Regions from separate parts of the Homo sapiens genome. Here region 1 is linked to region 2. A link is an interaction called in ENCODE POLR2A ChIA-PET data of the cell type or tissue named here. Cell type or tissue: PC-9. All regions are shown on one strand. Links, peaks and the distances in the headings refer to the core of each region. The heading gives the core; the rest is flanking DNA.

Region 1 (10,144 bases), core at 1,018-9,017, 120 kb after region 2:
CATAAATATTTAGTGCCCCTCTGCATTTCCAAGCATCCTATGAATAACCATCATTTTAAAAGATGACATTGAACTCATCTGTTTCTAGCTCTGCCTCTTCCACTAGTTGGGAAGCCTGGAACCATGTATGAATCATCTTTATAATGTTGGTACCTGTGCTTGCTGGATTTTACTGACTTTTTCAAACCAAACTTTATTCTAGAGGCTTAGGAAGGTATAAAAGATAAAAACATATTTCCCTTTATTTCAGCAACTTATAGCCTAAAGGGAGGTATAAAAGGGGGAAGGAAGGAAGACCTTAAAAAATTGCTACAGAAAGATCTTTACAAATCCTATATATTAAATAAAATTTCAAAAAATTAACATTATATGCCAAGTGATTCTTTCCTTGGTCTGGTCATTTTCTTACATCAACTCATTCTCTGCATGTTTTTCAACCATTTGGACAAATTGTAGGTGCTGTGAACATTCTTGCACTCCCCAACTTTACTCACTTTCTGTATAGAGTGACCCCCTCCCCCATACCCTATGTTGAAATCAAACCTATCTTTCAACATCCATTTCCAATGCTACTTCTTCCCGATCACTTTCATCAGAAGTGGCTTTGAAAGCCTTTCAGCACATGCTTTGTCCTTTCTCATGATGCTTATCACATGGCCTTTTATTTCCCCAGTATCTTTTCATCCTCATCCTGCAGGGAACTTGCATCCCATGGGTTAAGAGTCAAAAGCTGTCTACATTCAGACTGAAAAGCTACATGTGAATGGCTCAACTGAACCACTCTTCACTGCTGTCACCATTGACTGTACCTTTGTGGACCATCTTGACTCCACTGAAGCTGTCAATGCCACCCTCTCAGCTCCCCTAAGGCGGGGATGCTCTTAGATCATCTGCAGTACTGCTGGGACTAACCCATCCTTCCAGGAACTGGCAGATTTTGGAGTCTGCAGTGAATTCCCTGTGGCGTTCTTGTCCCCTGTGAGGTTCTTTCCCTTAAAATAAAATACTACTCTGGGATTAGTACTCTGAAAGGTGACTTAAAGTTGTACCTTTCTAGATATCCAGATAATTTTTTACCACCTAAATTGAAGGAATTTTCAAGTAGAAAGAAATGTTGGTTCTCACAGTGAATTTTTGTGGTTGTATTTAACCCATTTTATTATTTTTGTTGATAATTTTGACAATGGCAGATTGAGTCTGTTATTAAAAGATTAGAGCACCTTCTCTAGTGCCCTGAATAAATAAACAAAGGAAAACTGTTGAAGAAATGCGTCAGTATATGTGGTATCAACACTTTTGGGTCTAAATTTAATTTGCTCTCTTTTGTAACCTAGCTTTGTGACTCTATCAAGTTTAGCAGGCACATTCTCTGGGGATCTTTCATGAGAAAGATCCTGGAATCTCACCTTAAATTAGATGAAAAAGAGAAAAGAAGGTTAAAAAATACATCTAAACTCTCTATGTAAGTGTTTAAGAAACACCGTTGTTTATTTCCTTTTGCTACAACATAGATTGCTATATAATTATTTTGGCTATAGGGAGAGTATCTTGGTAAATCAAATAGAAAAGTTATAGCAAACTAATAGTTTCAATTGTATCCTTAGGAGTTCAGGTTGTTTCTGTTGGAGTTACACAGTGTGTACAGGAAAGCCTGATAGGAATAGAAGCAACACAGAAAATATAAGGAAAACAAATTTTCACATATAGATGAAGAAATAAAAGAATGAATTATCCATAAGCAGAGAGGAGAAAATCAAAATTCTGTACTTGGCTCAACTGTGTATTCACTGTGCAAGAATCTGAAATTTCCCTTTCTTAATCACTGGTCAGTTGGGTATTCTCACCGGTCTTTGAAAGGTCTCTCCCTGGTACATGAGCTACCTGAAGTCAGAGGACAGTGTTTAGGACTGCACTATTGCCTGGGCAGGGTAGAGTCAGATTGTGTGGCTTTGTACTGAGCAGACTAAGATATCAGGGCCCTTGAGTGTTTTGGATGGAGGGGGCCAGCCCTAACTCTAGAGCAAGTTGGATCAGTGGTCTCCAAAACATTTCCATTAGCTCACACTCGGGGGGGGGGGGGGTGCAACCTAGAGACCACTCCACAGAGTCAGATCATTAGATAAAACATAGTCATCTCCTGTTGAAAATTATGGGAAAGGAGTAGAAATAAGAAAGCGGCTATTTGTTGTCAAGCTCAGTTCCCCATTTGACTTGTGAGGTGGACATCAGAATCAGAATCAGAAGGATTTTTTATGAGAGGATCCCAGATAGCCTCCCTGCTTCTCAGAACCTGTGGGAGAAACCAACTTGATCCCTCCCAAGCTAATATGTCTGTGGAGTCATTTTTTTTTGCTTGTTTCTAAGCTTGATTATTAACATTTCTTAAAAAATTTAGAAAGAATAATGTGTTGGGGGAATGCATCTCCTTCCCTCTCAAGCAACATTGCTTGACAGGTTAGCAATGAAAATGAGAAGTCTGGTGATTAGAGTGGTTAGGTACATGGGCTTTGGAGTCCACTCATCTATATTTGAGTCCTACTTGCCCTTAAAATCTGTCTAAGTTTGGGCAAGGGATTAATCTCAATAAGCTTTCATTTTCTCATCCCAAAATCAAGGTCCTGGTAAAATTAGTACCCACCTCAAAAGGATGTTGTGAAGATTAAATTAGATAATGTATGCAGTGCTCAAAATGTATTAACTTTTATTATTGCAGATATTGGGCCAAGTTAGAGCTGCCCTTGCTCATTGTTTCTAAATAATTTAGCTGAGGTTTAGACTTGAGATTTACTAGAATCTGCAAATTCTCTCAATGGAAGACAATTCTGGCTGGCACCAGGCACACTTGTGGTCTTCAGGCTGGCTGAAAATGTCCCGTAGCTCTCTTTGAGGGAGGCTGAGCTTGTTTTTCAGGAGAATCTCATGAGCAGTGTGGTTGTTGCTGGTTGCTGTGGACCTATTTCCAATCTAAGTAAGTATCTTACATAATAACAGGGTTGAAAAAATTAGCTGAGTTTCATGTGCATCAGCAGTGATTTGTGAAATCAAAAATGGCAACTTAAACTCAGATTGTATTAATGGACATCCGAGAACTAGAACAAGGTAATGATGCCGCTGCTATATTCTGTGCTGGTCAGAACTCATCTGGAGTAGCTGATTAACTTCTGAGGATTGCACTTGAAAAGGAAGAACAACGAAGCAGAACAAGCCCAGAAATTTGGAGCCGGTGTAGTGAAGAGCCTTGAAAACATGTAACTATGGATAAATGTAGGAACTAAAAAGACAAGGCCAAACGGGGTACTACCAGTGTCTTTAAATATTTACATGGGAGAAGAACTAAGCACTTTTCCCATGCCTAATGAGAGGACCTAGAGGGTTGTAAGTAGCTCAGTGAGGAAGAAGGTTAGGTAAGATCAACTTTTAGCTTGGCTTAGTGTAAGAAAAGCAAACTTCATGAAAGTAGGGATTTTTTTGGTGGGGGCGTGCGGGGTGCTTGTTTGTTTACTTTTTTTTTCTATCATCTAAAACCAGGCTTGGGCACTTAGTTGGCATTTAATAAATATTTATTGAATAAATGAATGATGGTTTTTCAAATAGTTAGAGTTGCCTCAAAATGAGCTGGGATGGCTCAGGAAGCAATGAGTTATTTATTCCTGGACTTACCCAGGCATGATGTTTGGTGAGATGTGATAGAAAACATTCAAACGTGAAGTGGGGGCTGGGCTAGGAGAACTTCAAGGTCTATATTAACCTTTAGATAGAATTATTCTATGAATTATGGAAAGGACAAGTGTGCAAGGGAACAAACATGAAGTTTGGTGCCCTTCCAAAGCAGTTGCTCAACAATTCATGTATCCCTCAACACCCCATCCTGCCCACTCCCACTTTTGGTTATAATGAACTCATGGCTAGCCAAGGAGTTTCCTTCGTTAGCTGAATGATTGTCGTGCCCTTCCACTGATCTGGCGAGGACACAGCTTTCAGCTCTGACTTCCATCATTTCTCTTAAGTGTTCCTGAATACAGTCTGGTAGCATCAAGAACAGAGAAGGCTATACTTTGCACTCAGAATCCAGGACTAGGGAGTCACTCTTTCATGGGCCCATCACCCTGCACCCCAACAGCTTGTGAAATGCCTGCAGCTCCCTGCTTAGCTTCTTGGCCTCCTGTCCAAACCCCTCACCCCCACACTTTTTTTTTTTTTTTTTTTTAATCAGAGCCGCAACCAAATTCCCTAAGACCATAACTGGTGTATAGACTCAAGAGTATAAACACGATCCCTGGCATTCATCACGGGTAATAGAAACCAGAGATGAACTGTCACGTAGCTGGCTATCCTGTTGCTGAGTCAATGCAACCTTTTAAAAACACACTAAAAAATACACACACAGGCTGGGAACAGAGCATGAAAGAAATTCCAAGGAATAGTTTCCTTTTTTCCTTGCTTTTCTCATTTTAATTATATAGGAATTCTGTAACCAGAAAAACATAAAGAATTAAAAATAGAATCCGGACTTCTAAGGATCTGCAAATAGAGTAGTACATGGAGAAAAAGCTTCTTATTATTTATAGGCCATTCTCGTTGCAAGAGATTTAATCATTTTAATATGAAAAATATGCATGGTCCATCTGGTGGCTACCTCTTCACCTCAGTTGCTTCTCTCAGCAACCATGCCTGTTGGCATATACTGTAGTTGCACAGGGAACTAGTTTTGAAGTTAGAAGACGAGTTTTAATTTTATTTCCTTTATTACTTATGTGACTTTGAGTAAATTACTTTTTTCTTTCTAAATTTTAGGTAACTCACCTGCAAAATGAGAATCAGAATATCCATTATGCAGGAATTCAATGAAGATTCAATGACATAATCGTCTGTTCAGTCCAGACCCTGAAATATAGCAGGCCCTTGGTAAAGGTTAATTGATTCTAGATCTGTTTGGAGTTAGAAAATAGCTCAAAAGTATAGGCCTTGACACTACTCAAAAACATACTAGCTATTCTTCACCAAAACTGCTTATCCACAAATAACTATATATGTAAAATAAGAATAAATGAATACATAAATATAAATATATATATATGACATCAACATATACAAGCTTTTTTGTTATGGCATTTCACACTGACAGAATAATTTTTATAATGATATGAAACCATTTTATTTTTGGTTAGGTTAATGCCCCTTTGCTGTTAGAGCCAGCAAATGCCCAGCAAAACACGAGAAAAATTAAGCATCTAACCTCGTTGGTTCAGGATTGGTACTTTGTAAAGATAAGACACTTAGAAGATAGATACAATTAAAATAAGACAAGAAACAAGGCAGAAATTAGAGGTGACATATTCATTTGGACGGCCATCAACCACAATCTACTCAGCTGTATTCCTAATTAGTACTTAGGCATCTTAGTTTCTATCCAGCTTCTAAGCCTAATTACTTCCTCGACCATTATTTATTACCTGGTGTGGTAAGACTGATGCAATTATTCCCATTTCATAGTAAACATGAATAAACCAGAGGGAAGCTAAGTAATTTCCTGAAGGCACCCAATGTCTGTTATGGAGTTAGGGTGGAATTCAGACAGGCTTTGAGTAATTTTAAAATAAAATACCTTTAGCAGAGTGAAGCTGGGTTTGCCTAATAACCTCTATTAAGTCGTGAGCACAGGGCCATGTGTGAAAGTGGCTTACTGCATGTTGAATGTTAAGTGAGCGAGCACACTCCACATGGCTAGGGTAACTATTTTATAACTCACCATTCAAAGCGGAACACCTCTGATTGTGAAAGAGAGCACTATAATAAATATTCTGGAGCAACATGTATAAACAAGACTGTCATGGAAATTTCAAGACATATGATCACACTATCTAAAGCAGATCACTCCAGTGAGCCATCTGAGGTTCTTGGAATAGCAGAGCCACTCTCTGCAAGCAGTCTGCAATTTGACCCTGGAACTTGCAGCCCAGGCTTTCTTGAAGATTCTTGGTTTAGAATCATGGAAATGACATCATCCTGAATCAACTGATCATATCCTCTTTTGTGCCACATTCAGTGGGTACCATGTGCTAAAGAGAGAATTTCATGTAATTACAGTTGATTACATAAATGGTTCTTGTCACCTTAGTCTACATAACTGAAGTCAGAGTTTCTTGAAAGTAGCATAGAGAATCATAAAAATTATTTAGTGAATCTCTAGAATATGGTATTTCTTTCTTTGGGTAAAAATGCCTGTTTCTTTCTCTTTTAACAAGTTTTTGAAGAAACTGGTTTTAAGTTTCTGAATCAAACACAGATTTTTCTTAAACTATTTGCATCTTTAATTTCCTCTTTTAGGTCTCCTGTGAAAGCTCATTTGGTGGTTTTGTAATACTTCAGTAAATTTAGCTCCTGGTATGTGATTTAAAGAGAACTATTGAACACTGTATTGTGATATAGTGGAAACAATACAGGACTAAAAAGAATAGTGTTTTGTGTTTTGATCCAAGTTTACCATTAAGTTGCTCTTGACTTGAAATGAGTTATTCAAGCTTTCTAGGTCTCAGTATTTCTCTCTCTCTCTCTCTCTCTGTCTCTGTTTCTGTCTCCCCACCTCCACATATACAGTAGTCATGCATCACTTAAAAACAGGAATACATTTGGCTGGGCACAGTGGCTCATGTCTGTAATCCCAGCACTTTGGGAGGCCGAGGTGAGCAGATCACCTGAGGTCAGGAGTTCGAGACCAGTCTGACCAATGTGGAGAAACCCTGTCTCTACTAAAAATACAAAATTAGCTGGGGGTGGTGGCGCATGCCTGTAATTGCAGCTACTTGGGAGGCTGAGGCAGGAGAATCGCTTGAATCCGGGAGGTGGAGGTTGCAGTGAGCTGAGATCGCAACACTGCAGTCCAGCCTGGGCAACAAGAGCAAAACTCTGTCTCAAAAAAAAAAAAAAAAAAAAAAAAAAAAAAAAAAAAAAACCACCACCACCACCAACAAAAAAACAGGGATACATTCTGAAAAATGTGTCATTAGGCAATATTATAGTATGCAAACATCCTAGAGTGTACTTACACAACTCTAGGTGGTACAGCCTACTACACACCTAAACTATATGGTATAGCCTATGGCTCCTAGGGTACAGACATGTACAGCATGTGACTGTACTGAATACTGTAGGCAATTGTAACACAATGGAAAGTATTTGTGTATCTAAACAGAGAAAAGGTACAGTAAAAATACAGTATTATCATCTTATGGGAGCACTGCGGTTGGTCATTGACTGAAATGTTATGTGCAAATGATTATATATACACATAGATATATACAATACATAATAAATAGATATACAATATTATATATATATATATATATATATATATATATTTCTGTACCACACAAGCTGTGTCCATTCATCAGTTGATGAACCTTTGAGTTGTTTCCACTTTTTGGTTATTATGAACAGAGCTGCTGTCAACATTCTTTTACAAGTTTTTGTGTGGACATATGTTTTCGTTTCTTTTAGGTATCTACCTCCATGGAATTGCTGGGTCATTTGGTAACTATGTTTAAACTTCTAAGGAACTTCTAGACTTTTCAAAGCAGCTGTACCATCTTATATTCTCACTAGGATGTATCAGGGTCCTAATTTTCTCATATCCTCCCCAACACTGGTTATTGTCTATATTTTTGATTCCAGTCATCCTTGTGGGTGTTAGGTGGTATCTCGTTTCGATTTTGATTTGCATTTCCCTGATGGTTCCTGTCACTACTCATAACCATACAGTTATTTATCTTGATTAGAGTTCAGAACTATAGAATACTGCAAGTATATTGGACGCTCCTAATCCTGGGACTGAGTGAACAATCAACAATGGAAGATATGTTTAAAGTTTAGCTTTAACCTATGGAGGAAAACTTGATTTGCTGAGTCCCTGACTATGCAAGAGGCTGGTGGTCCCTGCTGAGGAAGGAGTGAGGATCAGCCCTTCCCTCTGGTCTGCAGCCTCTGCTGACAGCTGGCTGGTGTCCGTCATTGATCATCACACTAGCAGAGTGCGCCTGGTCCAACACCTCTAGACTTGTCCCAACGGTTTATTTGTCTAATGGCTCTTCACAAACAAGAGAAGGAGAATCACATCTCCCTTGAACATGCATCCATCTTTCGGTTCTCAGGATTACATTTGTTTGCTCTGACCTTGGCAGTCTGTCTCAGACAGCTTCTTTCTATATCAAATGGGTTGTGTTAAAACCTAGTTTGAGAACGAAGAGTAAGCCAGGGAAAAATGCATCATTTTGCAAAGTTCGAAACCAGGCATTTTAAAGAACTAACACATCAGTGAAGACAAATGACAGGACAATGGATTTAGAGAGCATGTGTTCCCCTAAGCCCAGTTTGTTTGAGTAGTGTGTGTGTGTGTGTGTGTGTGTGTTAGTGTGTGTGTGTGCATACTGAAATTACTTGTGAAGATTTTTTTCAAAACATGCATGCCTGGACCTCAGGGTCTGACGACCTAATTCAGGTGGAGCTTAAACAATTTTTTTTTCCCTAAATAAGTCCCATTATCCCCTGTGTTGCTGAAATTGAGTAGATCATCAAAACTAGTGAATACTTCAAAGTTGTACCTATTTAGTTTCAAAATATAGATTATTTTCTGTACAGTAGATTTGCTTTTCATGTTGTGTTGTGTTAGCACACTATTAGAATTATCTCTTGTGCATATGCTGGCGAGGGAAACGGTAAGGATTATATTCTCTATTACACGCCTATAGGATACGATGCAAATGTATTACCCCTTCCATGGTTTACTCCATGTGTATTTCTCCAACCTCATCTCTTGCTACTTTACCACTTGATAATCTATGTATTAGTCAGTGTTCTGCAGAGAAACAGAACCAAGGGGCTATATATAAATATATAAGAGGTGATTTATTAGGGCAATTGTCTCATGTGATTATGGAAGCCAGGAAGTCCCATGATATTTCATCTGCAAACTTGAGAATGAGGAAAGCCAGTGGTGTAATTTAGACTGAGTCCAAAGACCTGAGAACCCAGGGTGGCAATGAGGCTGGGGGTAGAAGTAGTGCTGGAAGGGGGGTGGGCACCAGTGTTAAGTCCTGGATTCTAAAGGCCCAGGAACCTGAAGCTCTGATATCCTAGGGTAGGAAGAGTTGGATGTCCTAGCTCTAAAAAAGAGAAAGAATTTACCCTCCCTCTGTCTCTTTGTTCTACTTGGACCTTCAGTGGATTGGATGATGCCCATTCACATTGGTGAGGGTGAACTTCTTAATCATAGCCAAATTTTAATCATCGCAATTTATACCCCAGACATGTTAAATACTTACATTTCTTTGAATGTTTGTTTTCTTTCTTTTTGGTTTTGTATGTACTGTTTGTTTTTCCTGGAAAGTTTTTTTCTGAAACTTGTCCATCTGGTGAATTTACGTTAATTCTTCAAGATTCAATTCAATAGTTTCTGTGAAGCCCTCTCTGATTCCCTACTCCAGAATTGACCTCTCCCTCCTTTATACAAAAACAGTTAATTTCTTCTTTCCACATTTCTTGAGCACTTGTACGTTGTGCATTGAGCTAGGCTCCAAAACAATTGTAACGTGACTCCATTCCCTCTTAGCCTTCTCAATATAGTAAACGAGAAAGAAAAATATCCAGATAATTACAATGTTAAGTGTGTGAAGGGTGTGTTGGGAAAATCTGAGACATTCTTTGGGAGCTGATGGGAGGGACACATAACCTATGGGGAGGAGACATCATTGTTACCTTTTGGATAAACTGACACCTGAGCTGAGCCTAGAAGGATGAGTAAGAATTAACTGGGAAGAGAGGGCAGGGTAGCACACCAGTAGTGAAAGGAGAAACAGAGGCCACATCTTGAAGGCAAAGGATGATGCCTTTGTGAGGCTTCAAGTCATCAGGTGCTTGCAGAACATAGTGTGAAACGCAGCGTGAAACTGTAGTGGGGGGCAGAGTTCATCATGGTGTTAGTAAAAGCTGGAGAGGTAGACTAAGATCCTTTCCAAAATAATTATTTGTTTATATCCTTTATCCTCTCCTCTCCTTGAGAGAAGCAGTCTTGTTTTATTCAGCTCTGTACTTCAGTGACTAGCACAGTACAAATTTATGGAGGGCATTCACACACATTGAATGAGTGAAT
Region 2 (9,901 bases), core at 457-8,456:
GGAGGGCCCCGGGCAGTCTAACGGGTTGGCCTTCAGGCAGATTTTCAAATAAGGTCTTGCCTCCCCAAGCGTCCCTGTCACATGCCTTGCCCCTCTTTTCTGGGTTGAGGGTAAGGAGATCGGAGGAGAATTGAAATTATCCTCTTAACTTTGAGAAACGTCCGACCCTATTCATGTAGGTTACTTACTTTACCCATGTTTCTAATCTGCCATAAATTTTTCTTCTGGTACCAAAGGTCCGTTGGAAGGAAAGCATCAAACACCCAAATGTGACTTTGTGTCTTTGGTACATGGTGTTGTCCAACTCTTTCATTTATATGCATTTGAAGAAGAGAAGGATAGGAAGTAATTTTTTTTTTTTTTGTCTTTGACACAAATATTGGTGCTAAGCAACTTAAGAGAGTCTGGCCTTACAGAATTTCTGAAACAAATGTAGTTTGAGAGGGAAAGATGCTTTCTTTTAGGATAAGGCACTGCCAGCTATCCTTAGAGATGAGTGATTTTGGAGGTGAAAGTATATAGAAAGATCTAGGGAGAAGGCAGTGCACCCTGGAAAATAATTAATTTCAAGAACAGGCTCCTCTGTTGTATCTGATTATCAATAAGTTTAGTTGCTGCCCCCTGTGGTTAACACTTCTTTGCCTCTGCCATAATTTATTGCTTACTTTAACCCTTTCTTACGCTGCTTAAACTTTCAGCACAACCATACTGATGTTTTGTCATTCTGAGGTCCTTCAGAAATATTAATAAAGACATGTAGGTCACGTCCCCTCCCTCTGGGTCCCCTGACATTCAGCTCCAGGGCTGCTGTGCACAGAAGGCTGAGATTTTGTCTCCTCGCAAGGATGATGGTGGTGGGAGCAATGCTGAGAGCGCAGCTGGAACCATGGAGACATTTAAGGCACTTAGGCCTACAATTCAGAAATGCTGTTTCTATGATGGTTGTGTTTGGGGGTTCGAGGAAGCTAGAATGAGTTCTGTTTGTCAGTTGATTGAAACCATATATAGAAGTGAAAAGATAGTTCACATCAAAGATATAAACTCAACTAATAGGTCCTTTCCTTAAGAACAGCTTGTTTATATGTGTTGTTATGGGTGTTTATGGGGGAAGAGACAGATTTGGTCATCTGGGAAATATCGTGTCGATATGTCAGTCCACATACCTACAAGGGATCTTTCATCCTGGGAATGAAAAAGAGCCCTGGCAACACATGTTTCAGATCACAGTGAACAGCTGAGGCAATTTTTTTGGTAATTTAATATTAAATATTAGAGACAATGTATATGGTGCCGTCATTTCAGTTACTGATTAAAAATAAGCTCTGGGCAAGTAACTTTCTTTAGCTTTCTATTCTGTAAAATGGGAACAATAAGGCCTAACGCTACAGTCAGCGTCCATTATAATAAGCATATTTGCAATGGCTTTCTTTTTCAAAAAAGATTTCCAAGCCATTGGTCATCTTTTGTATGTGAACTTCGATACAACAAAATTTCAACTGGCCAAAGAAATTGGGCAGTCTTCTGCCATTCATTGTAAAGAGGTTTGATTTCTAGCACCATTATTTATTATCTTGGAAAAAATAAAGACAAAAACTTGAAAAAATATATAGACTATAATCAACTTTTTTTTTTCTGGACCTTTAGTTGCTTATATGCGAACATTATGCCCATACCTCAGAGAGGAAAATAGAGTCACAGGAAAGGTAAATAATTGACATAAAAATATGTAGTGAGCCAGTGGCTGAAGTACAATCAATTCCTGTTTCTAACTTCGCAATGTATATTGCTTTGAGTAATGTTGCAAGATACCTTCCAAAAGCTCAGCAAAGAAACCTCAGCTGAGACTTAACTTGCAGGTGCAAAGCAAGGATGGGAGAAACGGTGTTTCTGGCCAGGGCTGTCTGCTTTTGTTAGTGGAAGGACAAGACATTGGCTAAGTGCGGATTTGCCTTGCCCATCAGACCATATAGGACATGTGTTTAAAGTTTAACTTCTCACAGCGTAGCTTTTTATCCACAGCTGTGACTTAAATATTTGTCAGAATGATTTCTTTGGGTTGCTTAGTTTCTTATGTGTGGAGACAGCTAGTGTGGGATCTTATCTGGCTTAAATGATTAAACCAGAATTTTCTCCCCACCCCCTCCCAAATTCATGAGTGCCAAAGAGAGGCAGTAAGAAAGTGGGGTGTCCAAACAGGAGCCGCAAGACCTGGATTATTTGTTTTCCTGGCTAGGACCTGACCAAGAACCTTTATGCACTTTTATTCTATTTTGAGACTTCACAGGAGTTTGACAGCGTTAAGTGCTAAATTAACATATACTCTGAAATAACAGTAGAATTGACTTTTCCTTGCAAGTGTAAGAGTAAGGTGGGATATGCTATTTGATTGCAACAGTGTGATTGCAAGGATCTTAAATAGCTTAAAAACAAATATAGCCATTGGGTTCACTCCTGGTTCTCTCCTGGTGGAGCCTGCTGTGAAGGGGCCAGGTGCCAAAGCCAACACATTCCCAAGCCACTTAATTTTTCCTTTCCTTCAACACTCTGCTCTACCTTCTTGGTGAGGTGAGCTTAATGTCCAGATAAGAGCAGGAGCTCTAATCCTGGATACTTGCTGTTCTATAAGAATAAAAGGATCAGCCTCTCACCCCACCCGCCCTCAGCAGAGGGTGTACATCCATCGGGAACATGCGTTATACTTAGAGATAGGAAGAAGCTTTGTCCTTGCTCAGCTTGGTCAGTCTTTGTTTCTTCATCAGTGTAGACAAGAAAGAAGGGCAGAGCTGCCCAGTCTATTAGATCACTTGCTCACTGTGCTCCCAGATCCCCGCCGACCATACTCCATTAGAGACTAAAGAGCTCTATGGTTCAGAGCAGAGACTCTGGAGCCAGCCTGTCTGGATTTGAATCTCAGCTCGGCCACTTAGCAGCTGTGTGACTTTGGACAAATGACTTAATCTCTCTGTGCTCCAGCTTCTGCATCTATAAAATGAGTACAATCATTCTACTTCATAGGATGAATATCAGGATTAAATCTATGAATATGTGCAAAATCTTAAAACAGTGCCTGATCCATAATAAATACTATTTAGCAGTTAACTACAGAGCAAGTCAACAAAAAATGATCCTGATCAGTGTAGAATTTTCAGAGGCCCTTGAATGTTTGTTAGAAGATAAGGTGGCTGTGTTATGTACCTCCTGATAATCTATTATTTTAGAGGGAAAGAAGAGTAAAGTTAAGGAGGACCTTTTCACCTGCTTAGCTGAGATCCCATGCCCGTGAAACTTCATTCTGTTCTCCAGGGAGCAAATAGTGAGAGGTAACTTTCAGAGAGTGTCTTGAAGTCCAGCTCTCACTGTTGGAGGCACAGGGAGGGGGTTGCCAGTTACTTTGGGTGATGGAGATTGTCATTGTTACCTCAGAGCAGGAAGGCTACCAAGTCTAGAGGCAAGGGGAACATTTGCAGGGTTGATGGAAAAGTCAAGTTTTCAATTATGCAGGGCTGAGAAATGCATCATGTCCAGTTATTATAAAGCATCTCCTATTTTATTTATTTATTTGGTTGGCAGAGCTTGCATTCCTGGCATTTTTGGTTGGTTTGTGTTGCTGTTTTTTTGTCTGTGTAACTTTTTTTTTCTCTTAAAGAGGCCAGACCACCCTGTAGGAGCATCGCCTCCCTCCAGGAGACAAACCAGCTCGTGGTCAACCTCCCGGAGCCCAGGTCTCTCTGGGCTCCATCAAATCTCTGCAAACTGAGAGCTGGTTAGTGTAGGTCAGGATTTTTCAGGAGAGTCTCCCTGTTTCAGAATACAGCAGATAACTCTGCAATGGTTACAGTGACAGTGTAATTACAGATGTCTCTCTGGTTTGTGTAATGAATAATCCATGGCTGTGGTGGAATTCCATGAGCTTGCATTGAAGGTGGTAGGTTCTTGTCATTCAAAAGTTGTTGGGATATTTCTGAAGCACACATCGAGCCTGCATTGTGTGCTGGGCACAGCCAGATAAAAGAGCACTTTTATGCTTCACACTTACTCTGAGGTGTGGTGGAAGTATTATTTTCTCCATTTTTCAGATGAGGAAAATGAGTTTCTGAGAGATGCATACTTGGCCTAAGGCCACACTCTAGAAATTTAGAAACTGATGAGATGTTGTAGGCATTTTATACCTAAAATTTTGAGTTATTCTCAAAAACTCTGGAAATTAGAACACAGGCAGGTGAGAAGGCAATGCTGGTCGGTGCTTTGGGGGTTCAGGAGGTACAGTGGCTCCCTGCTATCTCTGCAAGAGCCCCCTGAGCTGAATCAGGTGGCCTCATTGTTAGCTCAGTGCTTCATACGGCTTGGGGAAAGGGTCCATCCTGTGGGTTGTCCCCAGGCCTGGCAGTCCAGATGTGTTGCTTTAGAAAGATGTTTGAAAGTTCCAGCAATGCTTACCTCAGAATGAAAGGCAGAGAACCAGGATTCTTGTTTTTGCAACGTCTTCCATATGGCCTTGGCTCTCTCACAGGTAGGAAGGTGATTATGTTCACCTCCAAGGTCAGTCCTTCGCTGAGCCTCCAGATTCTGCCCATTTCTTCCCCTTCATCACTGATGTTGCTGTGCATTGAATCTCTCATAATCAGGATGATGAGACATAGCTTGGCAAACTAGTTCATTTTCTTAAGGCAGTTAAAATTTAATTATCCTGCTTGCAGAGAGGCCATAGATAGTTGAGTTGCATTTGCTGCCTATGCCTCATATAAATTTCGTTTTTTCCCCTAAAATTTAGTTTTTTTTAAAAAAGTCCATTCCATGTGTCAGGGCACATGGTCTGGAGTTGTCCTGGCACAAGACAGCCCCAGGTGTCTACCTGCAGACCTGCCAGCTGTCCCAGCCCATGGCTCACACACAGGCACACTCCCCTGCCACTTGTTTAAGGTTAAGGCATTGGTTTCTTTATTACTGCATTATGGGGAGCATTTTCCCGAAGAGTTAGTATGCTTGGGCCCACACTGTCACCGCAGAGAGGAATTTGTATATGAACAACATCATCTCCGTGTTTTTATTTAGCTGCTCCTTAATGAAAACCTTGGCTCCATTTTCCTGCTCACAAGGAACCTCTGATAGCATTTGCCTCTATGTTTGCAGTATTCTAGGTCTACCCTTCGCTCACAGCTGTTAAGCTGTTCTTAACTCAGGGTTAGGAATGTCAAGGCTATTCCCAAATCTATCATTTTTACTTGTCATGTGTCTCTAGCTACTTTCTGCTTTATTTTTTCTGTCGGGTTGATGATATCTTTTTCAAAACTTCAGTGGATGTTTTCCAAATTGCATAAACAGGCTATTTCTACTTGGCTGCTTTTCTGAAGCCTTCGCCTATCTGCACCCCCTTTTCCTTCTGATTGTATAATGTATAATCTCCATGCAGATACAGAAAGACATAGGTCTGCAGGGTGGATTGTGGTAGGTCTGGTTTCATTGGCAGAGAGCCATGCTTAACAGACACGCTCAAAATATTGCTATTCAAGCCGTAAATATTTTATTGATCACTTGGCCAACGCTGTCATATTTCCCAGGTGCTTTCCAGTGTCTACTGCTTGGGTGCAAGCCTGTCACTTGACACTTCAAATGTGGCTTATTACTGCCCCTTCCACTTTTCTCAATTGTTCTTTCTTGTAGCATTTAGTACTGTCTCTAAGAGTTGTGGAATATTGACCCAGATAGTGCTTTTAGACCCAAAGTAATATTAGAAATTTTAAGGCTGTTGGACTTCAGATCATAATGGTGTAGAGATAGAAAATCGTATAATTTACCACCCAAACTGGGATACCTTTGAGAGTGTAAAGGGGCACTATTAATAATTGCATCAGAATGACAGACATTAACTGGGGCTCTCCCCACAGATGAGGGCCACCCGAGTTAGACACTAAATTTGGTCAATCGTACTTTCTAGAATATCTTCTCTCAATTGCCAATTTCAGGGTTTAGACCATCTAAGTAAGCTAATAAGGCACGATTAAGAGTTTGAAGCCCTTTAAGTTTAGTATGGTTTTCCCCCAAACATGGATTATATTTTAAATTTGTTTCTCAGTGTCTGAGAAACCCAAATCAACCTCAGACAAGTTCACTTCAAGCATTTGAAACCTCTTGGTAGCTTTGGGTAGCTGTGATAAGCCATTTATTTTTGCTTTGCAAGGTTCTGTGGAGAAACTGTAAACTCTGCATGTAGTGTGCACGCGCGCGTGTGTGTGTGTGTGTGTGTGACAGAGAGATAAAATGAACTTTGAAGTAGAGGGACGTGTCTTCATTACACAAGTGAAGACAATTGCAATTTTTGTTTTGTTTTGTTTAAATGTTTATCGAAGATAAGAAATTTTACTTTGGGCTGAAAAGGGGCAAAAAAAATGTTGTGTTTTCTTTTTGTACCATTAAAGTGGGCAAAAACAAAAGCAAAAATAAAAAACAAGCCCTCAATTCTTTAGAAGGGGAGGAAAGGAATGGTGGATTCAATTGCAAAATTCTTTTTGAATTAAAAAAAGACAAGAATAAGAATGAGGACAGGAAGAGTAAGAAAGTATGAAAGAATGAATGAAAGGAAATTGTAAAACTAAAGATGAACGAATTTAAGTGATATTACATAGATTCTTGGAAAAGCTTTCATCTGGGCCAAGCATTACACCTGGTTAGGAATTCCAGGCTCAGGTGGCCCCATGGGCAGTTTTGGGTCTGTTGTTTCTACTCCTTGCCTGTGGTCATTTCTGAATACTTTAAATCCCTCATGGGTAGATGGGTGGTCAGGACAACTCAGATGAAGTCTTCCCTGGGTTCCAGGTGCTTCCATGGCAAAAAATGCAGGAGGACCAGTGTTTACATTTATGAAAATATGTGTGGATCAATGACTGTTGGTATTTTCTGTGTCTGTGAAGCTCTCTCTTGCAACAGTGTTAAGTTAGTTTCATAGGTCAGCTTCATGGGAAACAGGGGCACTTCTGAAGCATTTGAAGGAGGTGTAAGAACAGGGAAAGGATTATTTTCCATATAGAGAGCAGCGTGGGAAGAATGCTGCAAGTTTGGAATGAAAGAGATGCTTAGATAAACATGAAGGAAAAAAAACTTACTTGTAGAAAGGGATGAAGGAAGGAAGTAGGAGGCCAGGACCCAAAGAGCGTTTTGAACCTCAGGATGAATTTTGCCTTTGAAAGTAGGAATATTTAAGGGTAGAGCAGAGTTATTGAGTAAGCTTATGAGATAGGTAACTTTTTTTTTTTGGTTACTTTTCCTCCTACTCATACTGTTGTTAAAACCTCTGTATCAGTTTATCAGAATAAGCGTTAAACCTCAGAGAAGATGACAAAATCAATCAGGTACATATTTTCAAGGTACAAATGGAAAATAACCTCGGTCAGGCACAGGAATCTGCTAAGCCTGGTGAGTGTTTGTAGATACGGGTTTTTTGAAGTATCTAGGGTCTCCCACTATGTGCCAGGTGTTATACCTGTTCTCAATTAATTACTTTTTTTGTGTGCAATTAGAGTTGTGTGATGCGTTTAGAGTTGTGTGATGCATTAGTATCATTCATGTTCAGAATAAAAATGTGTTGTTGAGTCTGATTTTCTTTTTCTTTTTTGTAGAAATGAGGTCTCGCTATGTTGCCCAGGCTGGTCTTAAACTCTTGGCTTCAAACAATCTTTCCACCTTGGCCTCCTAAAATGTTGGGATTACGGGCATGAGCCACTGCCCCTGCCCAAGTCTGATTTTGAAATACCCTTTAAGAAATTTATCACAGGAAATTTTCAGTGAAAGAGTTTCCATGTAACCGACTTTTGTACTTCTAGTACCTACACATTTCTCCTATTTGATATCTTTTGCCAAAAATTTAAGTTAATTCCATACCTTATGCATCAGTTGTCTCACATCATTAAGACACGAAATAAATGCACAGAATGCAATGAAGAATCACAGATGATAAGGAAGACCTTACCGTATTTGTTCCTTACCAGTAGGAATAAATATTGTGTATGAAATAAACAGCATCCACTCTGTGAGGAGAATGTGGGCTGGAGAGTCGGGAGTGTTGGTCTCCAGCCACAGCTCTGCATCAGTATCTGTCTGTGTGACCTTAGGCAAGTCATTGCATTTTTATGCACCTCATTTTCTTCATCAGTCAAATAAATTCATTGGAATGACGACCTGTCAGATTTCTCCTAACAGTGACATCTTATGACTTTAGGTAACATTTAAAACAGCCAAGGCTTGGAGAGAGTGTAGACTGCCATTCAAGAGGTAGGCAACATGGGGATTTGCATCCTAATCCCCAAATTCTGTTAATAACAACTTAATCATTGAGGAATTTTGGGTGCTTTGGTAAAGGGCTACTTCCACAGAGAAACAGAGATGTTAGAAATTGTTGCCAGCCTAGCTCACCATTGGGGAAATGGAGGCATGTTGTCTTGGGTAGCACTGAACCAAGAGTCATACCTTCCTCATGGTCTTCCTTTCAGCTTCCCTTTTCCATGAGCCGTTGCTGCAGTTGCAGCGGAAGGCAGCTCCAGTGCAGGTTCTCACCTGGAGGAGGGAGATGTAAGTCAAGCATTCAGTAGGTGAAGCAGCTAGTCCAGCTGCTTCCGCAGGCCGAGTCTGTGGGCTGAGTGATGAGCTTATTTCATCCAATCTGCCTCTTCTTGATAGGCTGCTCTGGTCAGAAACAGTCCCTCCTGCCTTGAGAATGCAATCTGCTGTTAGCCACGGCAGTGCCTCTTCCTGACAGGCCCAGTAAGTCAGGGCCCTGGCCTGCTGTTTGCACAGAGGGAAAGGCCAGGCCTGCGTGCTTTGGGTGCCCACAGAATGGTGTCTAGGTGGCCACCGGCTGATCCTTCACTGGACACACGCTGCTTAGCAGAGTTGGAGCCGGACAAGAAACCACCTGCCTTGGCTTCCCCAGCCACCCCGGAAGCTACAAATGTACTGGGCTGTGGCGGCGGTGGAAGAGCGGTGCCCGCACATGGGGGTTATCTGAAGTCTCATCTGATTGATGTTATTTCTGCATTTTGAGAAAGGTCTGTCGCAGTTACCCTTCTCTTTCCAAAGCAGGGACCTAAGTTCAGCATGCCAGTTTTTGGGGGAAAAACAAGGAAAACGATCATTGATGACAGTGTAGAGTTTATCTACTGGTGCTTGTGTAAGCACTTCTCATCTCCATCCATCTTTTCTTTTTTCCTCATGTTCTGTTTATTTTCTGATAGTTATTGGGCGCAAACTTTGTGCCAGTATCCTCATTATTTCGCCCCAATAGTGAAGCATTATTATTGCCATTTCATAGATGAAGAAACTGAGATTAAACGACTTGCCCAAGGTTGCAAAGCTGCTGAGTGGAGGAGTTCAGATTCAAACCCAGCTGTAGCTAACTTGAAAATTCCATGTCTGTTGTTTTCAGAATTCTCAGAAATATTTGGGTGTTTGTGGAATTTGGGGGAAATACTAAGGTCCGTTTGTGCATATTGTTTGCTAGTTCATCTTAATACTTGGCTATATCTGGTAGCATTTTACAGTTTGCCATGTGACTTCACCACATTTGAGCTCATGGTAATCCTTAGAGTTACCAATATTTTACAAATAAGGAAAGTGCAGTGCACCGATGCCAAGTTACCCTCCCAAGGTTCCAGGGCAAATAAGCGGAGAGTTAGAACATGAAGCTCCAGTCAGTTTCTCCAAATCCCCTGACATTTGAGTTCAGCCACATGGATTTTAAACATTTCTTTGATTCGATGAGTATCTAGTACATTCACTTAAATATAATAATGATGTTATTAATAAACGTTAGCTTGAGATCAAAGTGTCAACAAGGCATTCTTTTCTCTTTTGGTGGAGGTAGATTTCACCCACATATTTTATGCATCTATAACAAGTCCCACATAGCTGG

Evidence for each region. ChIA-PET counts read pairs that join two places held together with the same protein. Peaks named below come from ENCODE experiments on the same cell type or tissue, not always from the same donor. Only the 100,000 strongest peaks of a DNase experiment are listed, where the experiment ranks them.
Region 1: POLR2A ChIA-PET joins it to region 2 with 6 read pairs; 6 of 35 experiments call an interaction of 5 or more read pairs at or near these places.

Annotation. Positions count from the first base shown.
Region 1 is chr11:128,395,154-128,405,297 of GRCh38, reverse strand. No RefSeq gene overlaps it. Among named protein-coding and RNA genes, the nearest start is that of MIR6090, 120 kb to the left of the region's middle. In PC-9, for the core only: no CTCF peak of the experiment used is centred there; no DNase peak of the experiment used is centred there.
Region 2 is chr11:128,511,597-128,521,497 of GRCh38, reverse strand. All of the region lies in intron 3 of ETS1 (ETS proto-oncogene 1, transcription factor), which reads left to right. Among named protein-coding and RNA genes, the nearest start is that of MIR6090, 5.8 kb to the left of the region's middle. In PC-9, for the core only: no CTCF peak of the experiment used is centred there; a DNase peak (open chromatin) is centred at 3,576; H3K4me3 peaks cover 1,072 bases; H3K27ac peaks cover 159 bases.